Regions from separate parts of the Homo sapiens genome. Here all the other regions are linked to region 7. A link is a contact called in ENCODE Hi-C or POLR2A ChIA-PET data. All regions are on one chromosome and are shown on one strand. The core of a region is the stretch at or near the end of the contact, and the rest is flanking DNA. Distances in the headings are between cores, read along the strand shown.

Region 1 (2,700 bases), core at 188-2,687, 2.8 Mb after region 7:
TCACAGACTCCTCTAAATTTCCCACTGGGTGTTTCAAGAGTTGGTCCTGGTGAGGTGGGAGGGGGAGACCAAAGGGAAGAGAAAAAAAAAAACAAAGGCCATTTGTGGGGAAGCTGAAAGGACATGGAGGTACAGAGGCAGAAATGGTGGCAGTGACGACATATGGGGCAAATATGCCCAGACCCTCAGCCTCCCCACTGCACCCACACTGTCCACAGGACAATCGGGGCAGGACCTTCATCTGTGTCCTCCGGTTGAGGGGTTGCCTACATAATCTGAAAGAGAAGCGTGAAACTCCAGAAGGGGAAAAAAATGCCTCTTTTGAAGGGGACTTCCCTTGCCAGTGAGGTTTCAGATCATGTTCTGTAACAGCCTACTGGCCTGTGACAGGGCCTCCAGGAAATGAGACAACTCAGATGCAGAGTACTAAGGGAAAAATTTCAGTAGTGGCTTGAGAAAACTAACTGTTGAGTCTGACAAAGCAAAGTTCTAAGATAGTGCGAAGTATAACTAGGGCTGCTTTGAAAAGGAAACCCAGAGAGCAAGGACAGGTGTCGCTTAGTTTTAAAAAATAATTAGAGCTTCTGTTTATTGAAAGCCTACCATGTGTCAGGAGCCTTGCATGCCTTATCTCTTACTCTTACATCAGATGATATGAAATTGACATTATTATCCCCATTCTCATCTGTAAAGTGAGAAAACATACTCAGATAAATTAAGTAAATTAGCCAACATCATCCAGTTCCAGGGCCACGATTCAAGCCAAGGTCCATCCGATACCAATTACTATGCTTCTGCCTTGGCCCTTCTGTCATTAATTCATGTGGTTCACTGTGAAAGTCATGGACTTCTTTAAACCTAGATTTCCCCTTATGACATGGTACAAGTAAGCCTAAAGTTAGATAAAATCATAGCCTATGATGAGCTAATTTAAGCTTCAATCTGTCTCTGTCACTAGCCAGTTCTGTGGAAATGGACAACTCAAGTAACTTCTCCAGGTCTCAGTGTTCCCATCTAAAAAGTGGGGTTGTAGTGGGCCTCTACAGCTCTTGACTTCTATGAGGCACACCGAGTCCTCACATGCCAACATAAAAAAGGAAATTTCAAAATTGTCTTTGTTTTTTAACAAAGTATATGAGGGGATTATTCCAGTTCTCTATGAATAATATATATATTTAAAGAGCCTATGTTTAAAAAATTAAAATGCTTTAAAACATTTTCTAGATGGCCTTACAAATGGAAAAAAAAAGTATTCCTAGCCAACCCTCTGTCAGCAGAAAGGCCACACAGAAAAAAGCAAATCACAATTCTTTACCCCTCTCAGCATAAATCATTACTCACCGTGGGAAAATGATTACTTGCCAGGAAGTAGAACCTATGAATCATTATACTGTTGTCCTCGACCTCTGATAGAGCAAGAATTAGGGGAAAGACTGAAAAGCTGGGGAGTGAACTCTGATTTGACAATAGTTCCACTCATGGCATCGTAAGGCAATGAAAACAGAAAGCTGATCGAGCCGTAGGGCTGTCAAGTCCCGGTGCTGCTGCAGTGCACGTCTGAACCCAGAGCAGAATGACATGGGCCCCTGACTTTCTGAGTCACTCCTTGGGTCTGAGTCTTCACAGCCCCAGAGTCATTTATCAGCAAATAGAAACAATGCCATCCCTGGGCTTGTCCCGACAGTCAACCTACTTGTTAATGCCTGTGTAAGAGATACCCAGCTTGGAAATAGGAGCAAAAGTCACAAGGAAGGGATTAAGTTGCCTAACATCAGCATTCATTTCCTAAAATAAAAACACATGAAAGATAGACACCACAAATATGTGTTCCCTTGTGGTATCAGCAAATATTGTGCTATAATTTCTCTACTGTTGCTAATAAGCTATGGCACACAACTGTAAATTCTTTTTTTTTTTTTTTTTTTTTGATACAGGATCTTGCTCTGCCATGCAGGCTAGAGTGCAGTGGCACAATAATGGCTCACTGAAGCCTCGACCTTTCAGGCTCAAGCAATCCTCCCACCTTGGCCTCCCAAATAGGTAGGATAGGGCAGGTGTGGTGGCTCATGCCTGTAATCCCAGCACTTTGGGAGTCTGAGGTGGGAGGATTGCTTGAAGCCAGGAGTTCAAGACCAAATAGCTAGCACTACAGGCATGAGCCGCCATGCCCAGCTAATTTTTGAGTCAGGGTCTCACTATGTTACTCAGGCTGGTCTCAAACTCCTGGGCTCAAGCGATCCTCCCACCTCTGCCTCCCAAAGTGTTGGGATTACAAGCATGGGAGCCACCTGTAGGTGGGTGAGGAGCAGTGATCCTCCCACCTCTGCCTCCCAAAGTGCTAGGATTACAGACATGGGAGCTACCACACCCAGCTTGCAAATACTTTTTATATTATGTTTTTCTACATGGCCTTTGATGTCTTTAGAAAATGTTTGTTTTAAGCAAGGATCTTTTTGTGACTAAAAGCACAGAAAAATACAACATAGTTAGTATGTTACACACCAAATATACAAAATCCTAGAAACTTATAGAAGGAGATAGGAAAATTGATCTTATAACTAATCTGAATATTGTTCTCTACTTTCCTTAATGTTTTTAAAGGTAGTGAAAGTAAAACTATATTGTTCTGATGATGTAGAAGGGAGAATGTTTAAAATTCCTCCCAGTTTCAGGAGGAGATATTAGAACCTGTCTTTATTA
Region 2 (2,700 bases), core at 167-2,666, 2.6 Mb before region 7:
CTCTTTTCTTTTTTTGAGACAGAGTCTCGCTCAGCTGCCCAGGCTGGAGTGCAGTGGCACGATCTCGACTCACTGCAGCCACCCTCTCCCGGATTCAAGCGATTCTCCCTGCCTCCGCCTCCCAAGTAGCTGGGATTATAGGCACCTGCCATCATGCCGGCTAATTTTTGTATTTTAGTAGAGACAGGGTTTCACCATGTTGGCTAGGCTGGTCTTGAACTCCTGACCTCAGGTGATACGCCTGCCTCAGCCTCCTAAAGTGCTAGGATTACAGGCGTGAGCCACCGCGCCGGGCCTTCTCTTTTTTTTTTTTTTTTTGTTTTTTTTTTGTTTTTTTGAGACAGGGACTCACTCTGTCTCCCAGGCAGGAGTGCAGTGGCACAATCCCAGCTCACTACAGCCTCCACCTCCTGGACGCAACCCCCACCTCGGCCTCCCTAGTAACTAGGACTACAGGGCACAGGCCACCATGCCCAGTTTTGTATTTTTTGCAGAGACAGGATCTCGCTATGTTGCCCAGACTGGTCTCAAACTCCCGGGCTCAAGCGATTCTCCTGCCTGGGCCTCCCAGGCATGAGCCACCTAGCCCGGCCTGTATTATCTTTTCTGGAATTCATCTCGCTTACTGGATTGCCAGCCTCTTCTGGACAGCAATTTGTACTCCTAATTCGCTTATTATAGTATGTCAAAGCATTTATTGTTTAATCAAATTAGGGCAGATCAATGAGAAGTTACCCTTCGGATACACTGTCCCATGACTTCTCCGTCCACCGACAGTCCTTCTTAGGCCCTTGGCTTTCCCATGCCACTTATACAATCTTTCAAAACATTTGAGTGCGTACCATTTATATTATTCAAATACGAAAAGGGAAAGCGGTAGGCGCACATTTCAGGTACTCGTCAAAGATGAGTTGGACGCTGGAGATAAAATAAAAAATGGGCCTACCATTTAGGGAGGTGTGACGAAGTGACACCACTCTTCCGTTAAAACCCGAGGGCCCATTGGGTCACCTCCATTTTATTCAGGTTTCGGAATCTCGGTCATGTGAGCTAACTTAAAAGGCTCAAGAGTGGTTACCTGCCTACCCGTCATAATCACTTCCCAATTCCTTGAAAACTTCGGGTTCCTCGGCCGGCCGCCAGCGCCGGGCGGAGAATCGCCCTCCCTCCCACTGCCCAGACTGGAGCTGCCTGTTCCGTTCCACCCCGCCCCACCCCACTGCATGCTGGGAGTCGTAGTCCCGGCTGGCAGCGTCCGGAAGGACGGGAGGGCACGGGAGTGCAGCCCGCCCATGTGGCTACTGGAGGTCACGTTCCCTAACTGATCCCTTGGTTCTCTCGGGTGGAGCCTTCAGCGTGCACGGCGGGGTTTGACTTTGCCACCGTCTCTCTTCTGGGTTCCAATAAAGTTTTCCTCTTCCTCTCCTCGTACGGAGTTCAAGATGGCGGCCTCCTGGTCGCTCTTGGTTACCCTGCGCCCCTTAGCACAGAGCCCGCTGAGAGGGAGATGTGTTGGGTGCGGGGCCTGGGCCGCCGCTCTCGCTCCTCTGGCCACCGCCCCTGGGAAGCCCTTTTGGAAAGGTCAGTGACTGTGCCATGAGTAGTCCGAGCCGACTGCATATGACTGGAGAAGCCTCTGGGATTACCCTCCCTGTCCGATCTACCCCAGGTGTCTCCTGCTTTCACGAAGCTGAGGGCTCCTCGAGAGGAGTTTCCATTTCTCTTGACCTTTTATACTGTCTGTGAATGAGCCCTGAGCACTGAGGGAAATGACCCTGAGTGACTTTCATTTTGAGGGTCAGAGGTTGACTCAGAGTTTGTTCCTTCCGGGACGTTTAGAGAGCTGAACCTAGTGGGAGTGCCTGGCTTGAAGAGATGCAGGTGTGGGGTTGGGGCCTGGGGACCCCTACCCTCTGCGTTTTCCAAGCTCTCGGGGCTGGTGACTGACGGGCACTGGAGGAAGAGCCGCGCCTGGGACCTCTGCAGGCCCTGATGTCTCTCGTGATTCTAGGAAGGAAGGTCCACACACATTCTCAGATTGAGGGATCGATTCTTGGTGTTCTTTTCAAGTCACTAGGGGCTTCAGTGGAATTATTTTGTCACCGGGCTTTCTTTCTCCCTGGCTTCCTTCATTCAGTTATATGTTCATGAATGAATGAATGAATGTATATTCTGAGTAACCAAGAGTGCCAGTTTTACTGCTCTATTCATGTATTCGCACTAAACTGCACGATTTTCAAAGGCAAGGACATTGTGTCATTGTTTCCTAAGCACTTAGCGCAATGATTGGTACTTGACGTGCAAATATGATTTTTGAGTGAATGAATGAATGAAATTATTCTCCTTGTCTCCCTCATCCACATACTCGTTTTCCTTTTTCTCAAATCCAAGCAACCCCTGTAATATACCTTAATAGATTGATAGACCTTAATAAGGTATATACCTTAATAGATTATTTATTAATTTAGCTAAAAATATGACAATCTTTGACCCTTATCATCAATGCAGTTGAAATTAATACTAGAACTTTGATTAGGTCACCTTACGTCTTTCTGCAAAGATTAGCATAATGCATTTAGTATAATGGAATAGGCTCCACACACTGCCTGGGGGTAGCCCTGATCTGCTGGAGTAGTCGTTAAAAGTAAATAAATAAATAAAGATATAATGGAATATTCTGGTAGTGTAAGCTGTGGATTA
Region 3 (2,700 bases), core at 189-2,688, 2.9 Mb before region 7:
CTGAAAGTATAACAAGTTCTGAGCTGATTCAAGGCTTCACTGTTAACAACTTCTCCAAGTAGAGTATATAACCTGGACAACCTAGACCTCCAGCACACCCAATTGAAGAGAAGATATTTAAGCAAGTTAGCACAGCTCTTGTGCAATAGAAAGCTTTCCCTAAGTTGTTAATACTCAAAACCCACTCCTTACTGTTAACACTACCATAAATAACCCATTAGGCCCTCGCAGTTACATCAGCTTTAAGAATACCATCTGCCATATGTCCTAGTAGAGTGCAACAAATGGATGCAAACATTACCCAAACATCAAGTGAAATATGAAAAGAATCTGTTATTCTGTGCTTTAATTCGATGTTGTTTAATGTGAAAAGACTTAGAACCAAAAGTAAATCGACCCACTACCTCAAAATTCCCTACAAGATTAATTAAACGAGACTTAATCCTTCATACTTGCACTTTTTCCGTCACAAACAGGAAACTCCGAAGAAAAGGAAATAGAAAAAAGCCTATTTTTGCTAAGAGGAATAACGGCATTGCTTCCAACCCCCACAGTGAGTGAACAAATGAAAAAGCAACGGGAGGAAGTGACGGGGGTAGGCGGTGGAAAGCTCAATTGGAGTCCTAAGCATGCCACCCGGCTCAGAGATGCCCTAAAACATCTGTTAAGAGCAGCTGCAACAGGGAAACCGGAGTCGGGGGATGAGGGCCGCGAACTGGACGGACTGAGAGTTGTGCCCGCACGTTCAGTCTCTTCTTGGCCAACTCTTTGCTCACCTCCCAAGTCCCCATCCCGCTTCCTCCATAAAGAAAAATCCCCAATAAAAGCAAAGGCAGAGAAGACAAAGAGGCAGGAGGAGGCTGCAAGGAGCGTCCACAACAATGGAGAAGATGGAGCGAGCGAAACTCCTGAGGACAATGAAGGGAGGTGGAGAAGCGCCGAGGGAAACGCTGCTGACCCGGGCCCCGCCAGTGGCGGACGCTGGACACAGGCCGGGCCGCACCGTCCCTGTCATCCCGGACGCCGCGGGCTGGGGCCGGGCAAGCGGGCGCCGCAGGGCCTGGGGGCGCTGGCGGGGCCTGCGCGGGTTCGCGGGCAAAGGCCGGCGGGACTCACCGGCATTCTGATCTCGGGGCCAGAGGTAGTATGTCGCCGGGATCACGATGAGCCCCACGAAGGAGGTGAGGAAGTAGAAGAAGGTGTTCCCACTGTCATCGTACTGGAACTGCTGCCCGGCCATGGCACCCCCTCCTCCGCCTCGCTCTTCTCACCGCCGCCGCCACGACCACGCTCTGCACTCCCGCTCCCAACGCCCCGGCCCGAGTGGCGTAGCTTGGACACTGCCGCCGCCGCCTCTCCTCCCCGCCCCCACGCCACTCTCACGGACACGCCGCCGCCACCTCTGCCGCTGCCGCCGCCGTCGCCAGCTCTCGCGAGAGGAGATAGTTCCCGCCCCGCTCAGTTTTCCCTCCCCCTGCGTGTCCCCAGCGAGCTCGCTAAGGGAGACGTGGCGAGCGCAACGGTGGAACTCGGCGAGGTCTCGCCCTTAGCCCCGCCCTAACGTCAAAGCCCTCCCCCAACCCCTCCCCTAGGGTCCCGCCCCTAACCGCTCCGCCTTCCTCCACCGCTCAGTTTCCCAGCGCACCACGCCGGATTCCGGGCGTCGGCGTACAGGATCCCAGAGAAGGCTTCCCGCCGGAGCAGCGGTCGCGGGCGGTTCACCTGGCTGCGCAGGGGTCCCAGATATTCAGAGAAGAGCTGAGGCTCAGCCTGTCCTGCCCTCTGGATTAATTGCCCTGGTTGATCACGTTTCCTTGGGTTCTGGATCTGCTCCTCCAGCCCCCATATTTTGGAAACAAGTGTCATTTAGAATAGGGGGTGGGAGGCCGGGCACAGTGGCTCACGCCTGTAATCCCAGCACTTTGAGAGGCCGAGGCGGACGGATCATGAGATCAGGAGTTCGAGACCAGCCTGACCAACATGGTGAAACCCACTCTCTACTAAAAATACAAAAATTAGCCGGACGTGGTGGCGCGCGCCTCCATCTCAAAAAAAAAAAAAATTGGGGGATGGGGAGGTGTGGGTTGCGGGAGGTGTGGGTTGCAGTTGTGTTTTCAAAGCAATGTTTACTATCTGGCCGGGCGCAGTGGCTCATGCCTGTAATCCCAGTACTTTGGGAGACCGGGTGGATCATGAGGTCAGGAGTTCCAGACCAGCCTAACCAACATGGTGAAACCGCGTCTCTACTAAAAATACAAAAACTAGCCGGCTGTGGTGGCACGCGCCTGTAATCCCAGCTACTCAGGAGGCTGAGGCAGGAGAATCGCTTGAACCCGGGAGGCGGAGGTTGCAGTGAGACCGGATCGCTCTCCACTGGGCGACAGATTTGAATCTACGCTGTGCCCATCTTGCAGATGAAGATTTCCCCAAGCCGTTACAGATGGTTCCCTACCCATTCCAGAGCTGCTAATTATAACCACCAGCTTCAGGCGGTAGGCTGAGACCTTTATTGTTTTGTGTCATTTAGTCATCAGTAAACCCCATGGAATAAAGCAAAGTATGTCTGCTCTACAAATGAGAAAATTGAGGCCCAGAGAGACTGCCCAAGGTCCCTCACAGTAAAAGAATGTCTGAGGATTCAAACCCATATCATTTTGATGCCACAAAGCCAGTGTGCCCTTGACCCTCCATCGCCCAGGA
Region 4 (2,700 bases), core at 155-2,654, 2.3 Mb before region 7:
AGCGCCGCGCTTTGTTGTCGTTGAGACTCTCGGGAGGGAGGAGGAGCCCAGCGGGGACAGCAGCGGGAGCCCGCCGAGTCCCGGCCCACGGCGCGCGCCCGGACACCCACGCCCGCAGCCCCGCGGAGCCGGGCCGCGCAGGCGCGCGCGAGCTCACACACGCGCACTCACACACGCACGCCCGCCGCGCGCCCGGCCCGCCGCCCAGCCCGCCGCCCAGCCCTCCCCCTGGGCGGGGACCCGCCCGCCGTCAGCCTAGGTTGAGGCGCCCTGCGTGTGTCTATAACTTTGTGCTGCTGCCGCGGCCGCCCTGCTCGTGGAAGGGAGGAGGAGGAATGTGGAAGGTGGCGGCGCGCGAGCTGACAGGCGGTTCCTCGGGCGGGCTGCGGCGACGGCCCGAGCGCTTCTCCTTCGCCGAGGTTGCGCGCCCCCTCCTCGCCGTGCCCCGGGCCCGCGCGGGATCGTGCGTCGTCCCGCCGCGTCCCTGAAGGGAAGGAAGCGAGGTAGGCGCCGGAGCCGTGCAGCGGGCGGCCGCCTTCCCGGTGACTCCGGATCTGCTTCCGAGCTGGGCCGGGCGCTTCCCTTTCCCCTCCCTGAGCCGCGGTGTGCGCGCCCCCCTTCTCGCCCGCTAGTGTTTTTAAAGGACTCGGGAAGGGGGAAACTGTCAAGATGGCAGCAGCGGGAGCAAGGAGGTGATGAACGTGCTGGTCCGGGTTTTCTAGCAGCCCGGGAGACTTGGCGCTTCCCGACCTGTTGGAAGATTTATGTTCCGACTCGCTCCCTCCCCCGGATCCCGACTGGGAAGGGGGCGGAGGGGACGACGTCCGCGAGAATGCAAACCACACAAAACCCCGAAGTGGCCGTCCCCGCCGGGCTCGAACCTCTGCGAACACCCGCTGGGCTGCTGCTCCCCCTTCTTTCTGTCTTTCCTTTATTTTTTGGAAGTGACAAGGGCCCATCTGCGCCCAGACCCCCGTTCGCCCTCTGGCCCGCGGGCGAAGAGGGGAGAGGGAGCTGCCCGCGCAGTCCCCGGGCTCGGGCCATTCGACCGGGTGGGGGGTGACGGGGGGTCGCGGAGGCGGCCAGGCTAGGAAAGGGGAGAAGAGCCGAAGACAGCACAGACTTGAGCGGCGGCGCCGCGGGAGGCACTAGAGCGGGCCCGAGCGAAACATAAACAAACGCACGCACACCCGAGCTCGGGCTCTGACCGCGGCTCGGCTGCGCCAGCTCCGGCCGCTGCCCGCTTTAAAGGCGCGGCCGCCCCTCCCCCGGGCGCCCCTCCCCCTTCTCCCCGCCCCGCCGCCTAGCCCGGGAGGGACCTGCGGCTGGGCGGCGGGGGGAGGGGGCTGCCCCGCGCGAGGCCGTCGATTCGCTCGCGGCTCCATCGCGGCCTGGCCGGGGGGCGGTGTCTGCTGCGCCAGGTTCGCTGGCCGCACGTCTTCAGGTCCTCCTGTTCCTGGGAGGCGGGCGCGGCAGGACTGGGAGGTGGCGGCAGCGGGCGAGGACTCGCCGAGGACGGGGCTCCGGCCCGGGATAACCAACTCTCCTTCTCTCTTCTTTGGTGCTTCCCCAGGCGGCGGCGGCGGCGCCCGGGAGCCGGAGCCTTCGCGGCGTCCACGTCCCTCCCCCGCTGCACCCCGCCCCGGCGCGAGAGGAGAGCGCGAGAGCCCCAGCCGCGGGCGGGCGGGCGGCGAAGATGGCAGAGGCACCGGCTTCCCCGGCCCCGCTCTCTCCGCTCGAAGTGGAGCTGGACCCGGAGTTCGAGCCCCAGAGCCGTCCGCGATCCTGTACGTGGCCCCTGCAAAGGCCGGAGCTCCAAGCGAGCCCTGCCAAGCCCTCGGGGGAGACGGCCGCCGACTCCATGATCCCCGAGGAGGAGGACGATGAAGACGACGAGGACGGCGGGGGACGGGCCGGCTCGGCCATGGCGATCGGCGGCGGCGGCGGGAGCGGCACGCTGGGCTCCGGGCTGCTCCTTGAGGACTCGGCCCGGGTGCTGGCACCCGGAGGGCAAGACCCCGGGTCTGGGCCAGCCACCGCGGCGGGCGGGCTGAGCGGGGGTACACAGGCGCTGCTGCAGCCTCAGCAACCGCTGCCACCGCCGCAGCCGGGGGCGGCTGGGGGCTCCGGGCAGCCGAGGAAATGTTCGTCGCGGCGGAACGCCTGGGGAAACCTGTCCTACGCGGACCTGATCACCCGCGCCATCGAGAGCTCCCCGGACAAACGGCTCACTCTGTCCCAGATCTACGAGTGGATGGTGCGTTGCGTGCCCTACTTCAAGGATAAGGGCGACAGCAACAGCTCTGCCGGCTGGAAGGTGCGTACCCACCCCGGGCTGGCAGCAGGACCCGCCGGGCCTCCTGCGCAGCGCGAGACGCGTCTCGGATTCGTCGGAGTGCGCTTGCGGGCTCCAGGGCAAGGGGTTGGCAGGGGGAGCCTCCGCTGCGAGGCTTTGGGGGTTATCTTTGATCCCCGGAGTCGGGGCACCTGGGGACGGTCTCGGAGGGGTGAATGAGGCTCCCCAGAAGCTTGGGGCATGGCCAGGTGAGGAGAGGGGGCAGGGGACGCCGGCGAGGGAAGGGCGAACGGACAGGAGTACATTTGCTGGATTCTCCGGACAGCACCGAGGAGGTAGGTCCGCAGCCAACTTTGGAGTAGAGTTTACCGTAGTGGGGGTCTGGTGCGGGCGCTGTGGCTGGA
Region 5 (2,700 bases), core at 59-2,558, 2.8 Mb before region 7:
TTAAAATTAAGTGCCTCACAGCAGCTACCACACACCTAGAGAACCCTTAAGGTATGAAGAATGAAGAGCAGTCTTACAATTTCTTAAAAATTTACCTCCCATTTACTTAGAGGTATTACTATGTGTTGTTTTCTAAAACCTCCTTTTATCCCCATTTTACAGATTAGTAAACAGGCACAGAGAATGTAAGTAACTTGCCCATAGTATACCGCTAATAAGCAGAGTGGAACTGGAGTCCTGGCCGCTAGCTAGCTCCAGACTGTTCACATCACTAAGATGAAGTCACAGGCAATATCTCTTTTAATTCTTCCAACAGCCGCATTAGGCAGATGTTCTTTCCACTTTATAGAGGAGGAAACTAAGGTTCTGAGAAGATAATTAATCCAAGGTTACATAGTTAGAAGTTGGTGGACATGAACATTTCTGGCTACAAAGCTCAAATTTCTAACCACTACCAGTGTCTCCACCCCACTTGTTTCAGAAAAGGATCCTTCCTGGCAACTCCAGGTGAAGATGAGAAGAAGCCGTGGTGGAGTGGGTGGAGGAAGAGCAAGAGGGTTGGGGAATCAGGACCCCCAAGAAAACCAATCACACCTATATGAACCAAAGATGTCCAACAGCATTCTTGGAAGCAAAAACCCAAATCCCAAGCCCCATAATGCCACCCCCTTTTTCTGATGACCCAACTCTACAGACTCAGTCCAACCCCTTTTTCTTACTGTTGGGGAAACTGAGGCCCCCAGCGCTGACCATCATTACACCCTCCTCCTTTCCCAACTCTCCTGAGCCACAGTCCCGGACGTGGTCCTGTACCCACCCCCGCGGCTCGGCTGATGTTGTCCATCTTGCTGACGACCTGTTGGAAGAGGGGGTAGCAGGTCTGACAGAGGCGCACGGGCCGGGCGCTGCGCACCAGACACCCTGTCAGCTCTGCGCTGCTGTTGGCGAAGTCCAGCAGGAGCTCCCGGCACTCAGGATCCAGATCCGGCAGGTCCGGGGGCAGCGACAGAGGCCCCAGCCCTCCACCCTGCAGGAGGGACAGGGACAAGTCCTCCACCTCCAGCAACTGCTGCTCCGACAGGAGGTCGTGGAAGACCCTGTGCGGACTGCTGCCGAAGGGGAGCGCGCCCAGGGCCAGCCCCGACCACAGCAGCAGCCCCAGCGGCAGCCACGGCGGCAACGAACACCTCCGCTGCGCGGCTGTCGGGCCCGGCTCCATCACCGGGCTCACACACCCCAGGGAGCCCACCGCCGCCTCTCCGCCCCCAGCCGGCACCGCGGACAGCCGCCGCTTCCGGTTTCCGCGAGCGCAGGCCGAGAGCCGGGTCACGAGGAGGGCGCGTCACGGCCCCGCCCCCTGCGCGCGGCGCCCCGCCCCATTGGCTGCCGGCTGCCTCCGGGCCGCAGGCCTTCGCGCGTGCGGGAGGGCGCCTACCCTGCGGCCGCGCGCTCTCCAGCCGGCGTTAGGCGCGGGGCGGGGCGGAGTGGTGCATTGGGGTATCCGTAGCCGAGGCTCGCCAGCCGGTGACCACGAGCACCCACCGCTTTGGACAATTGCATCTCGGGGGTCCTGACCCTTGAACGCCCAACCCTCTGGGAGTTCCGGGCGTCCTACAAGTTTCTTACCTCGCTGGACCGACGACGGCCTCCGCTGTGGAAATGGCCGTCGGCTGCGTTCGCAGAGAAACCCCGCTGGCCTGTGCCTCGGCAGATTTTCTGCATGGTGTTCCTTAGCGTAGTTTTTTCCTCATCCCATTTGGAGAGAGTAATAATGCCCGTTGGTTATTATAGGTGGTGGAGACTAGCGGTTTCCAAGCTTTTTGTTTTTGTTTTTAAAAAAACTCTCAACTGTCTGCCTCAGCGTTGTCAGAACTCTGTGAGATGAGGGAAATATTCTACATCTGCGTTATTAAGGCAGCCACTGGCCACATGTGTGGTGTTGAGCCGGCTGAGGAACTGAATTTTTAATTTAATTTAGGGCCGGCGCGGTGGCTCACGCCTGTAATCCCAGCACTTTGGGAGGCCGAGGCAGGCAGATCGCTTGAAGCCAGGAGTTGGAGACCAGCCTCGCCAACATGGCGAAACCCCGTATCTACTAAAAATACAAAAATTAGCCGCTGGGCGTGGTGGCGCAAGCCTGTAGTCCTAGGTTGAGCGGGGAGGATGGCTTGAGCCAGGAGGTCGAGGCTGCAGTGAGCCGAGATCGCGCCACTGTACCCCAGCCTGCACGACAAAGTGAGACTCCATCTCAAAAGTAAAAAGTATTTAACTTAAATGTAAGTAGCCACATCTGTGTAGTGGCAACTGTACTTGACGTAAGTCTGGTCCTACAGTGGCCAACAAGCAGGTTTGCTTGGAACTGAAGGGGTACCAGGGACGCAGCGCGTTCAGTGCTAAAGCCCAGGAAATCCTGGACAAACTGCTCAACTTGAAACTCCTATCCAGTTTCTGACATGCCCGAGGCAATAGCAGGGGACACTCTAAAAAGCGTCCTGATACCGTTGCCAGTCTGTAAAAAGAATTTAAGCTCATAACCTGGAAAACAGTTTTCTGACAAGTATCTGACCAACCAGGTTGGTAGAAAATTATTTCCGGGCTTTGTGTCATCCTGCTTTTCAGGGTTGTAATTTTTGCCTTGTAAATTGCAGAGCTGTTGCACTAAAGTCTACTTAGCTTAGGGTCCTAATTTATGTTTCTGAG
Region 6 (2,700 bases), core at 174-2,673, 2.6 Mb before region 7:
ACTTTTTAAAATCAATGCTAACTACGTAAGAATCATTTTTTAAAAATACTTAAGTTTCACAACAATGTGAATATACTACTGAGCTGTATGTACACTTAAAAATGGTTAGGATGGTAAATTTGATTTTTGTGTTTTTCACGACACAAAGTGTGTAAGTTAATGAGAATTTTTTCACTTAAATGTTAATAGTAGCTTGTCATATAAATTTTGATTAAAGGAAAAATCGCTTTACACTTAACTTTTAATAATTTGCTGTCATCTTTAAATTAATGTAATTAATTTTTAAAGATGCTTCCATACATGGGCAAATTCTTTAATCCTGAATTATAGAGTGAAAGTGAAGCACTATTTTCAATTAACATCTTTCAAATCATCTAAATTATTGCCAACAAATACTAGTTATGAAATTAGGTATATTTTATTTCTGTTGATTTCTTTATTCAATTAAGTGCAAATCTCGAATTAAGAGAGCAAGATCCCTAGTCTTTTCTTAAAGCAACTGTAGTTCTGGATTATGAGGTAGGTGACACCACACCTCAGCCTTTGGCAGGGCGGTGGCCCAAAATGCTGAAGTCAACCATGTCCAATCACCCTTCTGGTCTGGCTCAGCCCTATCAAAAATTGTCAGGCTTCTGTGAACTTTCATTAAGTCCCGTTCAGAAGACTGCACAACCCAGGTTACTTTAGCAGCTCGGGAAGGGCCTGGAGCAGCCGGGTTGGCTTGCTACCTCTGGGAAGTCTCCAGGAAGAGAAAACTGGGAAAAGGCTTTAACTTTGCGCAAGCCCCTTTTCTCTGTCAACATCTCTTTCCCTTCCCAGCGAAGGGATGTGTTCTCGAAAGATCTACCCCTTTCCAACTCAAATGTCATTCCCTGATCAGCTGCTGGAGGGGCAAGCGGCGCTCAACCCACGCCCTCCTCTTCGAGCACCTTCTCCAAGTGCCAGCGCGCCGGGCTCGCTCTGCAGCCCCCCACACCAGCCCTACAGGAAGAGGGGCCCTGGCTCACGACCCCGGCCCGCCTCTGCAAGGGGGCTCCCGGCCTGGGAGGCTGTGGCTGCCCGCGGGGGTCCACTCCCGGGTCGAGTGGGGGTGACCAGAGCCAGCGGGAGGGGTTTCTTGGGAGAGGGGAGAGACGGCCTCACCTTGACCCTGATTTCGTAAGTGGTGAAGCGGCCCCGGCCGACCCCCACCGTTTGCGGGTTGCTCACATCGATCTCGAGGAAGTTGCTGGGGGGTCCGTAGGCGTCATTCAGGTTCTGCGGCTTGGTGATCAGCCGCCGGGTGTCAGCCACGGTCTCCGCCATTTCGCTGTAGCTGCTGCCGCCGCCGCGGGCTCCCTCCGCCCCCTCCGCGTTCAGCCGCCGCCGCCGCCGCTGCTGCCCGCCGTGGGGACACGGGGCTCGCGCGCAGCGGTCGCGAAGAGAACGAGCACGTAGAGCGGGCGTTCACCCCGCACGCGAAGCTCCTCCCCGCGCCCCTCAAGCTTCCGCCTCCGAGCCCAGGGGAGAAACGGCTCACTAGCTGGAACGCCACGCCCGGCTCCCGGGAGGCCCGGCCGAGGCTGGGGAGGGGCACTGCGGACTGGGGTGTGAGGAGAAGCGGTGTCATGGGACTCGGGGTCGCAAACAGGTTCCGGCCGGACTACAGCGCCCACAATGCACCGCGAGCGCGCCGCCGCGGGGCTGCGGCCGAGGAGGCGAGGACCCAGACGCCCAGAGCTGGCGCTTCCTGTCTCTCTGCGCCAGCCTCGGCCTGCGGCGGGGTAGAGCGCCGGAAACGGCTTTAGCGGCTTTGGGAATTGCGGGCGAAAGTTAAACGGAGAGATCTTAGAGATTTGCCCGCAAATCGAAACAAAACTGCCCCTACTAACTCTGTGCCAACCTGTGCACCGTCTCACTGTGAACCCCTGAAAATGCCTTTCTGGAGAAGGTTAAGCAAATGCCTGAGATGATTTTGCCATAAACCCGAGCGTTGCACCAGACACGCGTCTGGATTGATAGGTTGAAACCAGTAAAGTGGGGGAGTGAAATAAAAACTAAAGCCCTAGTTAAATCCTAGCATTATGGTCAAATCGATTTTGGAGACAGGTCGGTCCGCTAAAACAAAGTAACAGTAGACCGGCTGCAAGCTGCTTTGGGTGTCCACTTTCGTTTCTCACGAAGTCCTGATAAGTTTTTTTTTTTTTTGAAAAGTATTAAACGTACCTCTACAGGACTGGAAATGCAACTCACATGAGCCTTTTTAAGAAACGGGGAGGAAGGCCGGGCACGGTGGCTTATGCCTGTAATCCCAGCACTTTGGGAGGCCGAGGCGGGCGGATCACGAGGTCAGGAGTTCGATACTAGCCTTGCCCACATGGTGAAACCCCATCTCTACTTAAAAATGCAAAATTAGCTGGGCGTGGTGGTGCGCGCCTGTAATCCCAGCTACTCTGGAGGCTGAGGCAGGAGAATCGCTTGAACCCGGGAGGCAGAGGTTGCAGTGAGCTGAGATCTGCCATTGCACTCCAGCCTGGGTAATAGAGTGAGACTTTGTCTCAAAAAAAAGAAAGAAAGAAACGGGGAGAAAACCCAATTAATTAGGTCCTAGTTCATCTCTTATGGTCCAATGGGAAATGCAGATTTTAAATGTTGAGATACGATACATTTCTATCTCTGCCCAGAGAGTTATCCCTCACAACTATTTCTGCATTTTTTAAT
Region 7 (2,700 bases), core at 168-2,667:
AAACAAAACAAAGCAAGAGTAGTTTATGTACCTAGCTCACAACATAGCTTCTTTCAACAGGTTTCACGGAGACACGTGAACCACGTTCTTGTAAGACAAGAGCTATTCTACAGGGTATCTAGAGTGCAAACCCAAACCATGTCTTTTTCAGTGGATTTTTCATGTTGACATCATCTTATTTCACTTTGGGGAAAGTTTTTTTCTAAGGATGATAGCGAAAAGTCCTTTTGTCTTGTGACAATAGCAATTTTTATGTCAGCTTGGGTTTTTTTCCTCCCATATTCCCAAGTAAAAGTAATAACTTTGTTACCAGTTTTGCCATCTGAGGTTAAACTGTTTGACCATGGCTTGACGACTATTTTATACTTAACACTTATAAAATATTAGACTGATAGTTATTTAAGTTACCACCAGTGATAGCTCTGGAATCCCTGTTTTATTAATTTCCAGGTAAATCCTTCTTAAGCACATGGGAAGATAGCACTGTAAATTTTGGGGGGTAAGGAGAACCTCCATCAATTAATACATCAGCTTGATAAAATTCAAAGAAAAACATGATCAAATAAGTTCAGATTATATTTAACACATTCAGTTTCTAGAAGTAGTTTTGCTGAATAAATTCCCACCAGTTGAGCTAATGGAGCAACGGAGCTGCCAGTGCTTCCCGGAGGCTGCTGTGCTCAGCCAATTCGGAGGCATGGCGAGCCACACGGTGGGAGGTGGGTAAAGCCGGGGCCCTCCAAGGCTGGGCGCCACGTTGCTTTTCTCTTCTGAAATAGGAAGACAATGCTTCTGGCTATTGTATAAACCAGCCGAGGACTGCTTTCATTCGCACATCAGCCAAGGCGTGAGCAGAATTAAAGCGCCTTCTAATTCGACCCCTGGCAACGTGCGCGTCACGGACAAATGTTTAGTTTTAACGCCTGGCTGCGTTCGCCTTGGGAAAACACACTTTTAAGAATGGCCAAGTACCTCAGCAGTCGCGGTGAACTGCACAAGATCAAAACCACCACGCCAACCCAGCGCTGGCCACCGTCCCCGCTGAACCCCGCCAACACCCCTAAGGACCCACCCATGTTTTCTGCTAATCATTTTTTTTTTCTAAACAGCTCTGCACAGCCTTTCCTCATTCCGTTCCCGCTCTCCCCACCCACTCTGCGTTCGATCCGAGGTTTCTAGTCCCCAGCTGGACATCACAGCACCAACTCCCACTCAGGAGCCGGCCAGAGCCCGAGCCGCAGCGCAGTGGGCAGCTCCCCGCGCTCTCCGCCAGGCCCTCGGCCAGCCAGCCGCCACTCGGCCGCGAGTGATTGACAGGCGGCAGCAGCTATAGGCCGTGGAGGTGGGACGATGCGTCACTTCCTGGTCTTTTGGGGGGAGCCGGGATATATAAGGGCGGTGCTCACGCAGCGCTCTCGCTTACACAGTATGGCCGGCGACATTAGCTAGCGCTCGCTCTACTCTCTCTAACGGGAAAGCAGCGGAATACAAGAGACTGAACTGTATCTGCCTCTATTTCCAAAAGACTCACGTTCAACTTTCGCTCACACAAAGCCGGGAAAATTTTATTAGTCCTTTTTTTAAAAAAAGTTAATATAAAATTATAGCAAAAAAAAAAAGGAACCTGAACTTTAGTAACACAGCTGGAACAATCCGCAGCGGCGGCGGCAGCGGCGGGAGAAGAGGTTTAATTTAGTTGATTTTCTGTGGTTGTTGGTTGTTCGCTAGTCTCACGGTGATGGAAGCTGCACATTTTTTCGAAGGGACCGAGAAGCTGCTGGAGGTTTGGTTCTCCCGGCAGCAGCCCGACGCAAACCAAGGATCTGGGGATCTTCGCACTATCCCAAGGTGGGTCCCCGGGGCGCTCGCTGACATCCGGGCCTGGGGGCTGTCGCCGCCGCCGAGGCACCAGCCACGGGTGGAGCCCGAGTTCCCTCAGCTTTCAGTTGGGGGCAAGTCTGCGGCCTGGGGTCGCTTCGGCGGCCTTGGAAGGTGCGCGGTTTGGGGGAGAGCGGCCATGTCCACGCGGGCCGGAGCCGGCTTCTCCCGCCGTGGTTGCCGCGCCTGGCATTGCCCTGGGGGAGGGGAGGAGGCCGGCGCGGCCGCGTGCTCAGGTAACGTCCCGCGCTGGGCGGCGGGCGGCGCGGCCCGGGGTGGTTTTGCGGCCCGCGCCTCCCGACATTTCCCTCCGTAGTAGTTGGCGGCAGGGGCCCCAGGTGGGGGTCGGGGGCGCCTGCGCGGGTTGCCTCCGGCAGGTGTGGCTCGGCGGGCTTAGTCAGGCGCTAATTCGGGCGTGCCGGCTTCGGGGAATGGAGGGCGGGAGCGGCGCTTGTTCTTGCCTCGGGCGCGGATAGGAGGGGCCCTCCCGGCCTTGTCTGAGGGGCTGGCGAAGAGGCCTCCCACCCGCGGCGGCCGCGGGCAGCATGTGGCGTTCGGGCGGCGGGGATTGGGCGGGAGCAGTTATGTCGCAGTGGCGGGGCCCCACCGCTCCCCTAACATGCTCTGCGCCAGAGCCTTTTCGGGGCGGCTGGGCAGACGGCGCAGTCCCCGGGGCCGCCCTCGACACGGCCGCTGAGGCCGCTGGGGGCTGCTCCCCAATCTCTTGACCTTGGGTTGTGTAACCTGCTACGGAGCCGGCGGAGCGGGGCGGGAGAGGTGCGGGTGGAGGGAGGCCCGCCTGCCCCAGGACATAATGCCTCT

The links. Hi-C counts contacts between places; a loop is a spot of excess contacts on that map. ChIA-PET counts read pairs that join two places held with the same protein, here RNA polymerase II (POLR2A). Pooled maps may share reads with other maps.
Region 1: a loop to region 7 is called in a map with no recorded cell type, with 5 times the contacts of the local background. The contact joins the enhancer-like site here to the promoter of AMD1 in region 7. A Hi-C loop is called at or near these places in 2 of 37 single-sample maps with no recorded cell type and 3 of 50 pooled maps.
Region 2: a map of CD8-positive, alpha-beta T cell shows a loop between it and region 7 (5-fold over the local background). The contact joins the promoter of AFG1L here to the promoter of AMD1 in region 7. A Hi-C loop is called at or near these places in 2 of 168 maps with a recorded cell type or tissue (CD8-positive, alpha-beta T cell and naive thymus-derived CD4-positive, alpha-beta T cell) and 5 of 50 pooled maps.
Region 3: a loop to region 7 is called in a map of ascending aorta, with 6 times the contacts of the local background. The contact joins the promoter of SEC63 here to the promoter of AMD1 in region 7. A Hi-C loop is called at or near these places in 2 of 168 maps with a recorded cell type or tissue (ascending aorta and naive thymus-derived CD4-positive, alpha-beta T cell) and 12 of 50 pooled maps. POLR2A ChIA-PET finds 5 or more read pairs at or near these places in 2 of 52 experiments (CD4-positive, alpha-beta T cell and HEK293).
Region 4: a loop to region 7 is called in a map of naive thymus-derived CD4-positive, alpha-beta T cell, with 16 times the contacts of the local background. The contact joins the promoter of FOXO3 here to the promoter of AMD1 in region 7. A Hi-C loop is called at or near these places in 1 of 168 maps with a recorded cell type or tissue (naive thymus-derived CD4-positive, alpha-beta T cell) and 10 of 50 pooled maps. POLR2A ChIA-PET finds 5 or more read pairs at or near these places in 3 of 52 experiments (CD4-positive, alpha-beta T cell, T-cell and activated CD8-positive, alpha-beta T cell).
Region 5: a map of CD8-positive, alpha-beta T cell shows a loop between it and region 7 (16-fold over the local background). The contact joins the promoter of OSTM1 here to the promoter of AMD1 in region 7. A Hi-C loop is called at or near these places in 2 of 168 maps with a recorded cell type or tissue (CD8-positive, alpha-beta T cell and naive thymus-derived CD4-positive, alpha-beta T cell) and 5 of 50 pooled maps.
Region 6: a map of CD8-positive, alpha-beta T cell shows a loop between it and region 7 (12-fold over the local background). The contact joins the promoter of SNX3 here to the promoter of AMD1 in region 7. A Hi-C loop is called at or near these places in 3 of 168 maps with a recorded cell type or tissue (CD8-positive, alpha-beta T cell, ascending aorta and naive thymus-derived CD4-positive, alpha-beta T cell) and 14 of 50 pooled maps. POLR2A ChIA-PET finds 5 or more read pairs at or near these places in 1 of 52 experiments (CD4-positive, alpha-beta T cell).

The regions. Positions count from the first base shown.
Region 1 is chr6:113,630,959-113,633,658 of GRCh38, forward strand. All of the region lies in intron 1 of LINC02541 (long intergenic non-protein coding RNA 2541), which reads right to left. Among named protein-coding and RNA genes, the nearest start is that of LINC02541, 18 kb to the right of the region's middle. RefSeq lists enhancers at 18-317, 338-477, 1,348-1,397. Within about 2 kb of position 1,438, at least 26 of the 41 ENCODE cell types and tissues checked have a DNase peak (open chromatin) inside an H3K27ac peak, as active enhancers do.
Region 2 is chr6:108,293,638-108,296,337 of GRCh38, forward strand. AFG1L (AFG1 like ATPase) reads left to right here and starts at 1,417. Exons shown (of 13, transcript NM_145315.5): 1 at 1,417-1,581. The coding sequence starts at 1,443. RefSeq lists an enhancer at 1,269-1,758.
Region 3 is chr6:107,956,770-107,959,469 of GRCh38, forward strand. It overlaps SEC63 (SEC63 protein translocation regulator), which reads right to left and starts at 1,439. Exons shown (of 21, transcript NM_007214.5): 1 at 1,117-1,439. The coding sequence starts at 1,240. RefSeq lists enhancers at 878-1,479, 2,082-2,682 and a silencer at 1,102-1,641.
Region 4 is chr6:108,559,513-108,562,212 of GRCh38, forward strand. FOXO3 (forkhead box O3) reads left to right here and starts at 1,405. Exons shown (of 3, transcript NM_001455.4): 1 at 1,405-2,317. The coding sequence starts at 1,697. RefSeq lists silencers at 1-129, 170-239, 1,219-1,438 and an enhancer at 1,882-2,382.
Region 5 is chr6:108,073,433-108,076,132 of GRCh38, forward strand. OSTM1 (osteoclastogenesis associated transmembrane protein 1) reads right to left here and starts at 1,309. Exons shown (of 6, transcript NM_014028.4): 1 at 818-1,309. The coding sequence starts at 1,219. RefSeq lists a silencer at 1,080-1,519.
Region 6 is chr6:108,259,617-108,262,316 of GRCh38, forward strand. It overlaps SNX3 (sorting nexin 3), which reads right to left and starts at 1,424. Exons shown (of 4, transcript NM_003795.6): 1 at 1,144-1,424. The coding sequence starts at 1,305. RefSeq lists silencers at 1,002-1,111, 1,222-1,481 and an enhancer at 1,609-2,444.
Region 7 is chr6:110,873,368-110,876,067 of GRCh38, forward strand. AMD1 (adenosylmethionine decarboxylase 1) reads left to right here and starts at 1,418. Exons shown (of 9, transcript NM_001634.6): 1 at 1,418-1,848. The coding sequence starts at 1,739. RefSeq lists enhancers at 1,840-2,555, 2,556-2,700 and silencers at 1,993-2,242, 2,303-2,372, 2,403-2,592.